2 separate regions of the Homo sapiens genome follow, and region 1 is linked to region 2. Evidence: chromatin loops called from intact Hi-C (ENCODE). Cell type or tissue: OCI-LY7. All regions are shown on one strand. Each heading gives the region's core, and the rest is flanking DNA. Links, peaks and the distances in the headings are about the cores only.

Region 1 (5,539 bases), core at 182-5,181, 160 kb after region 2:
TCATTTTGTCATGAGCATAGTAGTAGAGAAATATTTCTTTTTAAATACATGATGTAGAAATAAATGACATGGTTTTCAAACACGAATATATAGAATGTTAGAATGAGTTTGGAAATGTAGATATGCCTTCTTAAATAGAGCAAGTACACTATAGACAGAAGTGATTAGAATCATGAGATGCAAGCTCTGAAATGAATCAAAACCTCAGATTTCTGTAATGAGATATAATAGTAATTAATTCCTTGGGCAGTTGGAAAGAATTAAAACCTTAACACTATCATTTAGAAAAAAATACTCATTAAATTAAACCCAGTTGTTATTAATGCAAAAAAATGATGAAACATTGTAAAACCACAGGGGTATACTACTTGAAAATAATGCTTGAAGTTGCATAATAACTTAAATTTGAGATTTAAAAGTAAACTAATAGAAACATGGCTATGTAACACACCAAAAGTATATGAAACTAAAAACAGACTTTACTGAATATTAAATCCAAAGCTATTTCGGAAGGTGGAATTTTCTTCACCCTTCCTCCCAGGGCCCTGTGCCTGAATATCCGAAATAACTGGTTTCAAGAACTTGAACTCACTGGTCCCGGGGCCTCCCGTCAGACACACCTCATACTGGTAGCTCTGGGACAGGGTCTCAGCGCCCCTCACGTCCACCAGATGCCCTGGAAAAGGACCCTCGGGCACCGAGCAGCGACCCACCGAGGCCGCCCTGCTCCTCCTGCACAGCCGCACCGCCACGAACAGGAGCACCGAGAGGAGGAAGAGCGAAGACACCGAGGCCAACGCCACCACCAGGTAGACGGTGAGCAAGTCGGCCTCGGCCTGGGCCTGGGCCGGGGCCGCCTCCGGGAGAGGCAGGTAGGGCTGGGAGAAGCCGTCCACCAGGAGCAAGTGCAGCGTGGCGGTGGCCGAGCGAGGAGGCTCGCCATTGTCCTTGACAAGCACCACGAGCCTGTGCTTGGCTGCGTCGCGCTCGCTCAGCAGCCTGGCGGTGCGCACCTCCCCATTGTGCGCCCACACACCGAACAGCCCGGGCTCCGTGGCCTTGAGCAGCTGGTACGACAGCCAGGCGTTCTGGCCCGAGTCGCCGTCCACCGCCACCACCTTGGTCACCAGGTAGCCCGGCTCGGCCGCCCGGGGCACCAGCTCGGTGCAGGGCGCGGAGCCGTTCTGCAGCGGGTACAGCACGAAGGGCGAGTTGTCGTTGGCGTCCAGCACCAGCACGCGCACCAGCGCCTCTCTGCTCAGCGCGGGGGAGCCGCGGTCTGTGGCGCCCACGCGGAACTCGAAAGCCTGCAGGGCCTCGTAGTCCAGCGACCTGAGGGCGAACAGGTGGCCGTTGTCCGCGTTGATGGAGACCAGGGAGGCGAGGGGCAGGTGCGGGTCTTGGGGCGGCAGCAGCGAGTAGGTGACCTGGGCGTTGGTGCCCGAGTCTCTGTCTGTGGCGCTGACGCTGCCGATGTGCAGGGCGGGGCTGTTGTTCTCGCGGACGAACAGGGTGTAGGAGGTTTGGGTGAAGGCGGGGGCGTTGTCATTGACGTCGGAGACCAGGACCGTTATGTTGTGCTCGGTTTTCAGCCTGGGTGTCCCCAAGTCAGTGACGGTGATAGTGATGTTGTACTCGGCTCTGATCTCTCTGTCCAGCGCGCCTTCTGTAATTAGGATGTAAAAATTCTCCACAGAAGGTTTTAGTAGGAATGGCAGATTCTCTTGAATGTAGCAAACCATCTTTCCATTTTCTCCAGAGTCTCTGTCATTAATCTTAAAAACAGCCAGCGGCGTCTCAGGAGAATTCTCAGCAACAGAGTTGGAAAATGATGATACGATCAGTTCAGGGGGATTGTCATTGGTGTCCAATACTTCCACTAAAACCCTACATCTTGCAGAAAGGCCTCCACCGTCCATTGCCTGTATATTTATTTTGTAAGAATTTACTAACTCATAATCAAGCAATTCTCTGAGAAAGATTTCCCCAGAAAAAGGATTGATTTGAAAGGTTGTTCGAATATTTTCTGAGGCATCAAAAAATGAATAGGATACTTCCGCGTTGACTCCAGAGTCTACATCTTCTGCCCATACCTTAACAATAAGGAACCCAATGGGGCTGTTTTCTGGAGCCTGGGTCTCATACAGAGCCTGGGCAAACTGTGGGGCATTGTCATTGACGTCCAAGACAACGATGCGTACAGTAGAGGTCCCAGACCTGGATGGAGACCCACCATCCAGCGCTGTGAGGGTTAAGCTGAGCTCTCCCTGCTCCTCCCGATCCAGTGCTTTGTCCAACACTAGCTCTGGATATATCATGCCTTCATCACCGCCACTAATGTTAATATGGAAAAAAGAGTTGGGGCTGATCGTGTAGTTTTGGATACCGTTAAGTCCTCCATCTGGATCCTGTGCTCTTTCTAGTCTAAATGCTGTCCCTTCAGCTGTATTTTCTGATATTTTTAAGACTGTTTCTTTGTCCTGAAATACTGGCGCGTGATCATTTATATCCCTGACTCTCAGCTCAGCCCGGTAAATCTGAAAGGGATCATCCATTAAAATTTGGAAATACAGCATACAGGGCTCTTTAGGGCCACACAGCTTCTCTCGGTCCAGTTTCTCATTTGTGAGCAAATTCCCGGTATGTGAATCCAGGAGCAGGTATTGTTTGTTATCATCGGAAACCACCCTGGTTCCCCTTGCAGCCAGCTCCCCCTCTGCTAGTCCCAGATCCTTTGCCAGATTGACCACAAAGGATCCTTTCTCTGTTTCCTCAGTCACCGAATAACGTCCAAACCCAGAACCTGCCAAGGACACTCCCCAAAAAAGAAAAAGAAACAGGACTTGCCTTTGTCTTGGGAAGCACAACTCTCTGACAGCCATAGCTGCTGCATACGTTATTTCCTAGTTGGTTACAGCCACAGCTCCCAGCATAAAAGAACAGCAGTAGGAAACCCTGCACCTACGCCGTGTAGCCCAGGGGTCTTTTTTGTCCTTTCCCTTTCCCAATCTTTGGCAGCTAAAGCTTCTCTTTTAAGTTCATCTGTCCGTGTCTTCCTTTATTAGTGACTTGCATAGCATCCTCAGAGCAATTCCCAAACCGTCTCTTTAGCCTGCAGCGCCACCGTGTGGCCTCCACCAGATTTCAGTAGTTGTACCCATTTGGGTGTGTGTATTCAGACAATTTCCTTTAGTGCCTCATTTAAATTTTTCATGTTTATTTTCGTTTGTCTTGTAAAAATTAATGTTGAGACAGAGAAATAGTCACATTGTTGAGATTCTTCAATTCTTTTTGGGAAAAGTTAAAAATTCAACACTTGAAAATATGTTTCTAGCAATAACTCTGTCCACCTCACTGTGCTAAATTTAGCTCTCTACTAGTCCTTTCATCTCAGACACAACTCTCACACAATGTCAAGAATCAAAGGGAAAATGTTGCTGACATCTGGGATCACCAAAGTAACAGGAGATTTTACTTTTCCAGAAACATCGGGATAAGAACACCAAAACAGACAAAGAAAATATGTTTCACACCTTCCTCAACAAACTTCAAAATCTCATCACACTGATTAAGGAGAATCATCACTCTGTAATCTTGTATAATGCATTTAAGCTGTCCCTCCTCTATTCTCTCATAAAAACTTGTGTATACAACTATGATTGCCCTGCAAATATTATTGCTTCTTAATTCATGCAAATCTATTTCTTCTTCAATGTGTGGGCTACTTAAGGATAGGAACTATGTCCTAATCATCTGTGAGTGACAAATCAGACAAGCAATAAATACTGCCTGTATTAGGACATGCATAAATAAACTCAGATGGGTAGAACCTGAAACGTTTTCCAGTGCCTTTCAATTCCGACCACTTGAAAGTTTTTTTCTTTCATTTACTCTTTGCAATTTCTGTTTCCTTACTTTCACTTGTCTTTGTTTTTCTTGTATTAGCTTTAAAGTAACTTACAGGGTTAAATAAGAGATTGATCCTTATTTTAAGGTCCCCTCTTAATTGAAATTTAGCAGGATCTAACTTCTCTGCACCAAATAAAGGGAGGTAAAGAACAGACCACACTAACACCTATCTTAACACTATTAAAATTAAGAACAGCATTCTAGTGTCTTTTTTCATAGAATTTTATTCAAAGTTCTTTTTAAGTTATTTTATATTTTATTTTATTTTATTTTGATGGAGTTTTGCTCTTATTGCCCAGGCTGGAGTACAATGGTGCAATCTCGGCTCAAAGCAACTTCCACCTCCTGGGTTCAAGCGATTCTCCTGCCTCAGCCTCCCGAGTAGCTGGGATTACAAGCATGTGCCACCATGCCTGGCTAATTTTGTATTTTTAGTAAAGACGGGGTTACTTAACGTTGGTCAGGCTGGTCTCAAACTCGTGACCTAAGGTGATCTGCCCGCCTTGGCCTCCCAAAGTGCTGGGATTACAGGAATGAGCCACTGAGCCCTGCCTCAAAGACCTTATATCTAGAAAGAAGCTCTATTTTGTCTATAATAGGCCCAAATGGATTAAGTCAAGGAATGTCGTGGAGGAAAAGGCTAGACACTACCAATAACACTCTAATAGCTGAATATAAAAGCCGCACAATATAAACCTCTACTTTGTGATTGCTGTTGTTTTTTCAACTGGATGGCACTGGGCTATTAGCCATTAAAAATTTAACAGGAACCTCAGGAACCTCTGATTTGTTTATACAGAATTAAAAGGAGCAAATTAAATATTTTCACATGATCCTATAGAATGACTAAATTTTTTTTTTTTTTTTGGTTTCCAGACTAAAGCCCATTTACACACGCTTAATATCTTGCAGTGGTTTTTCTTCTAAGGCTAATTAGGGGTTTATTTATCATATCACTTACAAGAGAAACATTATATTTCAAATAGGGAACTATCAATGCCGGGAAACTAGAACTTTAAAATAAAAGGTAAAGTTTAAGAAAATTATTGTAGGCTGGGTGCGGTGGCTCATGCCTGTAAATCCCAGCAATTTGGGAGGCTGAGTGGGGTGGATCACGAGGTCAAGAGATAGACCATCCTGGCCACCATGATGAAACCCGTCTCTACTGAAAATACAAAAATTAGCCGAACGTGGTGACATGCAACTGTAGTCCCAGATACTCTGGAGGCTGAGGCAGGAGAATCGCTTGAACCTGGGAGGCGGAGGTTGCAGTGAGCTGAGATCGCGCCACTGCACTCCAGCCTGGGCGACAGAGCGAGACTCCGTCTCAAAAAAAAAAAAAACAAACAAACCAAAAAACAAACAAACAAACAAAAAACAGTTGTAATGAACAAGGATGGCAAACCAATAAGAACACCGGTTTCAAAAGAAAAATAGAAGAAATATCAAATAGTAAAAGCACATATTACATGCAGCAGACTATTTTAACAAGTAAAAAGTTTTAGGAAAAGAAGAACTAATGAATAATGTAGAGGCAATGAATTTAAAGTCAATAAAGACATTTAAAACGACCAAAAATTTTTAAATGATATCAACTTTGAAAAATATTATATTTCACTTATGGGATTCT
Region 2 (5,539 bases), core at 246-5,245:
TAGGATTACAGGTGTGAGCCACCACACCCAGCACAGAAAAGGAAATTTAAGGAAATGAGGTGGCTCAGAGTTGTAAAATTAGAAAATTCTGGCTGAAACTACAACTGAATGAAGACCAAAAAGGATAAGTAATAAACAACATTTTTGTGTGGTAAATACTGTTGATCATTATTGGAAGGTCATCCACCAGTTTTCTTTAAAGCAATAAAATATTAAAAGAGGCAACTTTATTTGATATATTACATATAAAATGAGAGACATTTACACAACTCTTTGTCTATATTTCAGTGTGGTATGATCTATTATAAGATTGACTCACCTGAAGATTAGGGTCTCCTTTTGTTTCAAGTAAATCCTGAGTTATCAGAAGAGGCTCGCTTTTCTCACAACTCTCCCGGCTGATGAGCGTGTCTGCATAGCTGGGTTGGGAGAAGATCAGGTGACTCTTCCGCGAGTCCGCGGTGAGGGAGACCTCGTGGGAATAGGTCTGCAGGAAAGCCCGAACCCCGTCCACGCCCACAAAGTGCGAGGCAGGCACACCTGCCAACCTGCTGCCTTCAGCGTGAAGCAGGCGTGACTTGTGCCAGCGTCTCAGCTTGAGTGCTAGCAGCACCGTGACAAAAGCCAGGAAGACGCAGGAGACAGCGGCCACTGCCACCACGAGATAGAGTGTGAGGCCCGAGTCGTCTGGGTCTGCTGAAGGCTTGAGGCTGCCCAAGTCAGCCAGGACATCTGGGATGCTGTCGGCCACAGCCACAGTGAGTGTGACGGTGGCCGAGAGAGGGGGCTGGCCATGGTCCTGGACGACCACTACAAGCCTCTGCTTGAGCGCGTCTCTGTCCAGCAGGGCCCGTGCGGTGCGCACCTCGCCTGTGTGCAGCCCCACTGCAAATAGTCCCGGCTCGCTGGACTTGAGTAGGCTGTAGGACAGCCAGGCATTCTGACCTGAGTCTCTGTCCACTGCCACCACTTTGGTCACCAGGTAGCCGGAATCTGCGGAGCGGGGTGCCAGCTCCACACCAGTGGAGCCATCAGTAGGGAAGGTGGGGTACAGGATCTCAGGGACATTGTCGTTCTGGTCCAGCACAAAGAGGCTCAGTGACACATTGCTGCTGAGTGGAGGGTCTCCACTGTCACTGGCTGTCATCAGCAGCTGCAGGTCTCTAAACTGCTCATAGTCGAAGGAGCAAAGAGCATATAGGATCCCTGTATTGGAGTTGATGGAGACATAGGAGGACAGAGGTGCACCCTGGAAGGTGTCTTCGGCCAGGGAGTAAGTGATTCGGGCATTGTCACCACTGTCAGGGTCTTGAGCAGTCATAGATAAGATGGAGGCTCCTCTGGGGTTGTTTTCAGGAATGTAAGCAGAGTAGGAAGCATGAGGGAAAGTGGGTGGGTTGTCATTGATGTCCATCACTTGCAGTGAAATATGAGTTTCTGTAGACAGTGGAGGAGTTCCCTGGTCAGTGGCAGTTACAGTGATGTTATATTCTGAGACTTCTTCCCTGTCCAGTGTTCTGTGTGTCAACAACCGATAATAATTTCCATAGGTCTTTTCAAGTGTGAATGGCAGATTATCTGGAATAGAACATGTGACTAGGCCATTTCCTCCTGAGTCACTGTCATGCACGTTGAAAAGTGCAATTACTGTACCCGGGGAAGAAGATTCCTGGACTGAGCTGGTGAGAGATGTAACTGTGACTTCTGGTGCGTTGTCATTTTCATCCAGAACTGTCACCAGTACCTTGCTTCTAGCTCGGAGACCAGGCCCATCATGGGCTTCTACATCTATGTCATAGAATCCAGAGTCCTCATAATCTAGACCCCCCAATATTGTTATATCCCCACTCAGAGAATTCAACTGAAATAGCTGTGATATTTTGTCTCTTACTTTCCGGAAAGAATACGTCACGTCTCCATTGGCTCCTTCATCTGGATCAGTGGCTTTTACGGTGAGTAGCCGAGTGCCTACAGGAACGTTCTCACGAACACTTACGTGGTACTCGGGCTGAGTGAACACGGGAGCATTATCGTTGGTATCCACAAGTATTATGAGAATCCTGGCAGTGCCAGAGCGAACCGGGTCACCTCCATCGAAGGCCGTGAGAACGAGGTGGTGAACCGCCTCTTCCTCGCGATCTAGAGCGCGTTCCAGCACCAGCTCTGGGTACTTAATCCCATCGGCCCCACTTTGCACGTCCAGGGAAAAGTAACCGTTTGAGTTGAGCTGGTAACCCTGCAGGGAGTTTACACCTACATCCGGATCAAAAGCTTCAGGAAGAGGAAATCTTGCCCCAGGATTTTCATTTTCAGCAACTTTTATTTCCCTCTGTTCTGTCCCAAAACTGGGTGGGTTATCATTAACATCGATTATTTCCACCTCTACCCGCAAAATCTTCACTGTATCTTCTAGAAGAATCTCCAGGTTTGTCACACAGTTTGGAGATCTGTCGCAGAGCTCCTCCCTGTCTATCCTACCCGCGGTGACCAAGGTGCCGCTGCGCGGGTTCAGGGCGAAAAGCTGCGTCCTACCTCTGGAGACGATGCGGACTCCGCGCTCCGCCAGCTCCCGGGGCGCCAACCCCAGGTCCTTGGCGATGTTGCCCACCACTGAGCCTTCTTCCTGCTCCTCAAACACCGAGTAGAGAATCTGTTCGGCCCTGATTTCCACCAGAACCCCCAGGAGAAGGCAGATCTGGAGCAGCCGGGTGTGGTCTGGGCGAGCAGGAGGCGCCGCCATTACAACCCCGCCGCGGAGTCGCCTGTGCTTCGGTTTTCCCTCTGTCGAGGCCTGAGGAGCCCCAGGATCTTCTGGGTCCAAAATAAAGTGCATTCACAGCCAGAGCTCTCAGGGCTTCCGCTTGAAGCTTTCATAAAGCTCCAGAGCCAGTGCTTTGTGCTGCAGAAATCTTGTGATTCTGATTAAATTTCTGGTTTGTCTTTTCCCCCTGATTGGTGAACAGCGACACCCAGAGTCTTAACCTGTTACTGCAATTTATTCTTGGTTAAAAAAAGTTTATTTTTTATACACTTTTCTATTCCTATTTCTCCCAAGATAATAAAGTCAAATTCCTGTTTTTGATTTGCAATGAAAATTCAAGAATGATCCAAGTCTTCCTGTACAATAAACTTTATGAAGTTATTTATTTTCTTAGAGAAAATATGACGATTTTTTTCCTAAGATGTGTTCTTCCTCTTTTCAGTTTTCACATTGTTCATCCCCACAGCCCATTCTCAGTATAGCGTATTGTGTGAGGGACATAATTATCTCTCCTAAAGACAAAGGTGGACTTGAAAAATGGATGAGACAGATAAGTGAAAAGACAGTGGGACAGGAACTTGGAGGTCTGGCTTTAGTCCCAATTTATGCAGTAACAAGTTTCCTCACAGGAGTTGACCCTCTAGAACCTGGGGCAATGCTTCAATTCCCTTGCAAAAAACTCACCTACTGTTCAAGAGTTAGCCTTACCCTGTACAAATGAGATTGACAAATAGGATAATAGGTTTGGGAAGAGAATTTGCTCCTTAATTTTGTGTACAGTAGATTCTTGGCCACAAGCTATGCATATGACTATCTTGTTCACAATGTGTTCTCAATCTTTAGAACAATACCTTTCATAGAGTAGTAATTTTTATGAAACCTTTCAATGTTTCATGAATGACCAGTTCAAATGCAAAGCCTAAAACAATGGGTAAATAACTCTGATCTTAAAAATAAAAAAGAAATAAAAAGAAAAGTTAGACTGAATAACTATAAAGTGCAGATAATAGTTTAGTGATTTTTTCACATGACACATTCAGTATTATTTTACAATTTCTAACTTTACTTTAGCTCTCATTTTAGAAATAGCCAGTAAAAGGAAATGTTTTGGTAGCCGAACATGGATTATCATTGCATGTGCCATCGCTTTCTTTCTTATGAATACTTACAGTAATTTACTAATCTGTGAAAATTTGAGATAAAGCAGTACATCAGTTCTTAAGCTTATTCCTCACTTAACAATTAGCAGTAGAAATGACTCATACAAAAGGGCATTAGCTATACAGAATTTAAAAACCCTCAGACTTTGAGAGAGTAGATTAAACGTGTTTTTCACAATCCTCAAAGACCGCACAAACTGCGGATGATTGAGAGGTGAAATAAGATGTTTGGAAATAAATTTGACAGTATGCATTAAAAAAATCTCAACATGTTTATAGATTTAACTAATTCCTCAGAAATCTACACTAAAGAAACAAGAAGTATGGAAAACGCTTTATAAACCCAAATGTTCATTACATTCTTTGTTTTAATAGAGACAAAATAGAAAGAGCATAAAAACAAATAATTTAGGAATGGTTAAGAAAATTATGAAATATCATTGACTGAAATTATAGAGTGGGAATAATATTGACTCAAAGTTAGTGATGCAAATATAAAATTGGACAATATTTGCTACTTGTGATGAGACAAAGTGTTAAGAGTCTTAATAATTGGAAGGCTGTATTAAACATACATGTTGCTGCAAAAAGACAAACTAGAATGTAATTGATGAAGATTACATTAATTACATAATTACATTAATACATAATTACATCAATTACATAATTAATGTAATTGATGAACTTTAACTTGGGTGGGAAGAACTCTAAATACATTTATAAAGAGCTAAGAATAAAATGACTTGAAAATATAGTATTGCATATCAACTAAGAAAAGGCACTGCTATTACTAAGTGTTAACATCTAGGAAACAGGTCTCTTTAGCAAGATTTGCCAACCATACAGAAATGCCAACAGTAAAGATTGAAAATTAAATTGCCAAGACTACTGAGCAATCAAGAAAGCAATCTCCATCTATCTAGTACCCCCTCCCGCAGTAGATACCATCACTAGAACAATGAAAGAAAATCAAAATTACTTATACACCAATGAGAAGAAAATGCAATATATAATTTTTGTTTGTTTGTTTTTTTAGACAGTTTCCCTCCCATCACCCAGGCTGGAGTGCAGTGGCACACTCTTGGCTCACTACAATCTCCACCTCCCGGGCTCAAGCGATCCTCCTGTCTCAGCTTCCTGAGTAACTGGGACTACAGGCGCGTGCCACCACACCCAACTAATTTTTGTAATTTTAGTAGACCGGGTTTTACCATCTTGGCTATGCTGGTCTCAAACTCCTGACCTCAAGTGATCCACCTGCCTCAGCCTGGTTAAGTGCTGGGATTACAGGCTTGAGCCACCGCGCCCGGCCGCCATATATAAAATTTAACTAGATTTGCAGAAACTCACGTGCGAAGACAAAGAAGGGTCATAAGCGATTTTGTGATCTTCATTACTGGCACATACAACCATAGAAGGATCATCACACAGCAGATCCTGAGGGGGAGCCATTTCCGGTGTCAGGTTGAGAGAATTAAACTCTGTCTTTGCAGAATGAGAGGCAATACATAGATTGTAGGAATAGGGCAAAGTCCCCTCGCTGTGGTTGGGAGGAACCCCGGGCCCAGACTTGGAGCAGAGACCGGTTTGAAAGCAGCCCTCAGTGTCGAGGCTGGAG

The links. Hi-C counts contacts between places; a loop is a spot of excess contacts. Peaks named below come from ENCODE experiments on the same cell type or tissue, not always from the same donor. Only the 100,000 strongest peaks of a DNase experiment are listed, where the experiment ranks them.
Region 1: a loop joins it to region 2, with 2.8 times the contacts of the local background. A loop is called at or near these places in 2 of 110 quality-filtered maps.

Annotation. Positions count from the first base shown.
Region 1 is chr5:141,189,896-141,195,434 of GRCh38, reverse strand. It overlaps PCDHB9 (protocadherin beta 9), which reads right to left. Exons shown (of 1, transcript NM_019119.5): 1 at 3,894-5,539. It overlaps PCDHB10 (protocadherin beta 10), which reads right to left and starts at 3,082. Exons shown (of 1, transcript NM_018930.4): 1 at 1-3,082. The coding sequence starts at 2,882. The coding sequence ends at 480. It also overlaps PCDHB@. RefSeq lists an enhancer at 694-1,219. In OCI-LY7, for the core only: CTCF peaks have their summits at 2,938 and 3,142 (motif pointing left); a DNase peak (open chromatin) is centred at 3,114.
Region 2 is chr5:141,352,402-141,357,940 of GRCh38, reverse strand. All of the region lies in intron 1 of PCDHGA1 (protocadherin gamma subfamily A, 1), which reads right to left. The region is part of intron 1 of PCDHGA2 (protocadherin gamma subfamily A, 2); the gene reads right to left. The region is part of intron 1 of PCDHGA3 (protocadherin gamma subfamily A, 3); the gene reads right to left. It overlaps PCDHGB1 (protocadherin gamma subfamily B, 1), which reads right to left. Exons shown (of 4, transcript NM_018922.3): 1 at 5,272-5,539. It also overlaps PCDHGA4 and PCDHG@. In OCI-LY7, for the core only: CTCF peaks have their summits at 2,772 and 2,971; a DNase peak (open chromatin) is centred at 2,960.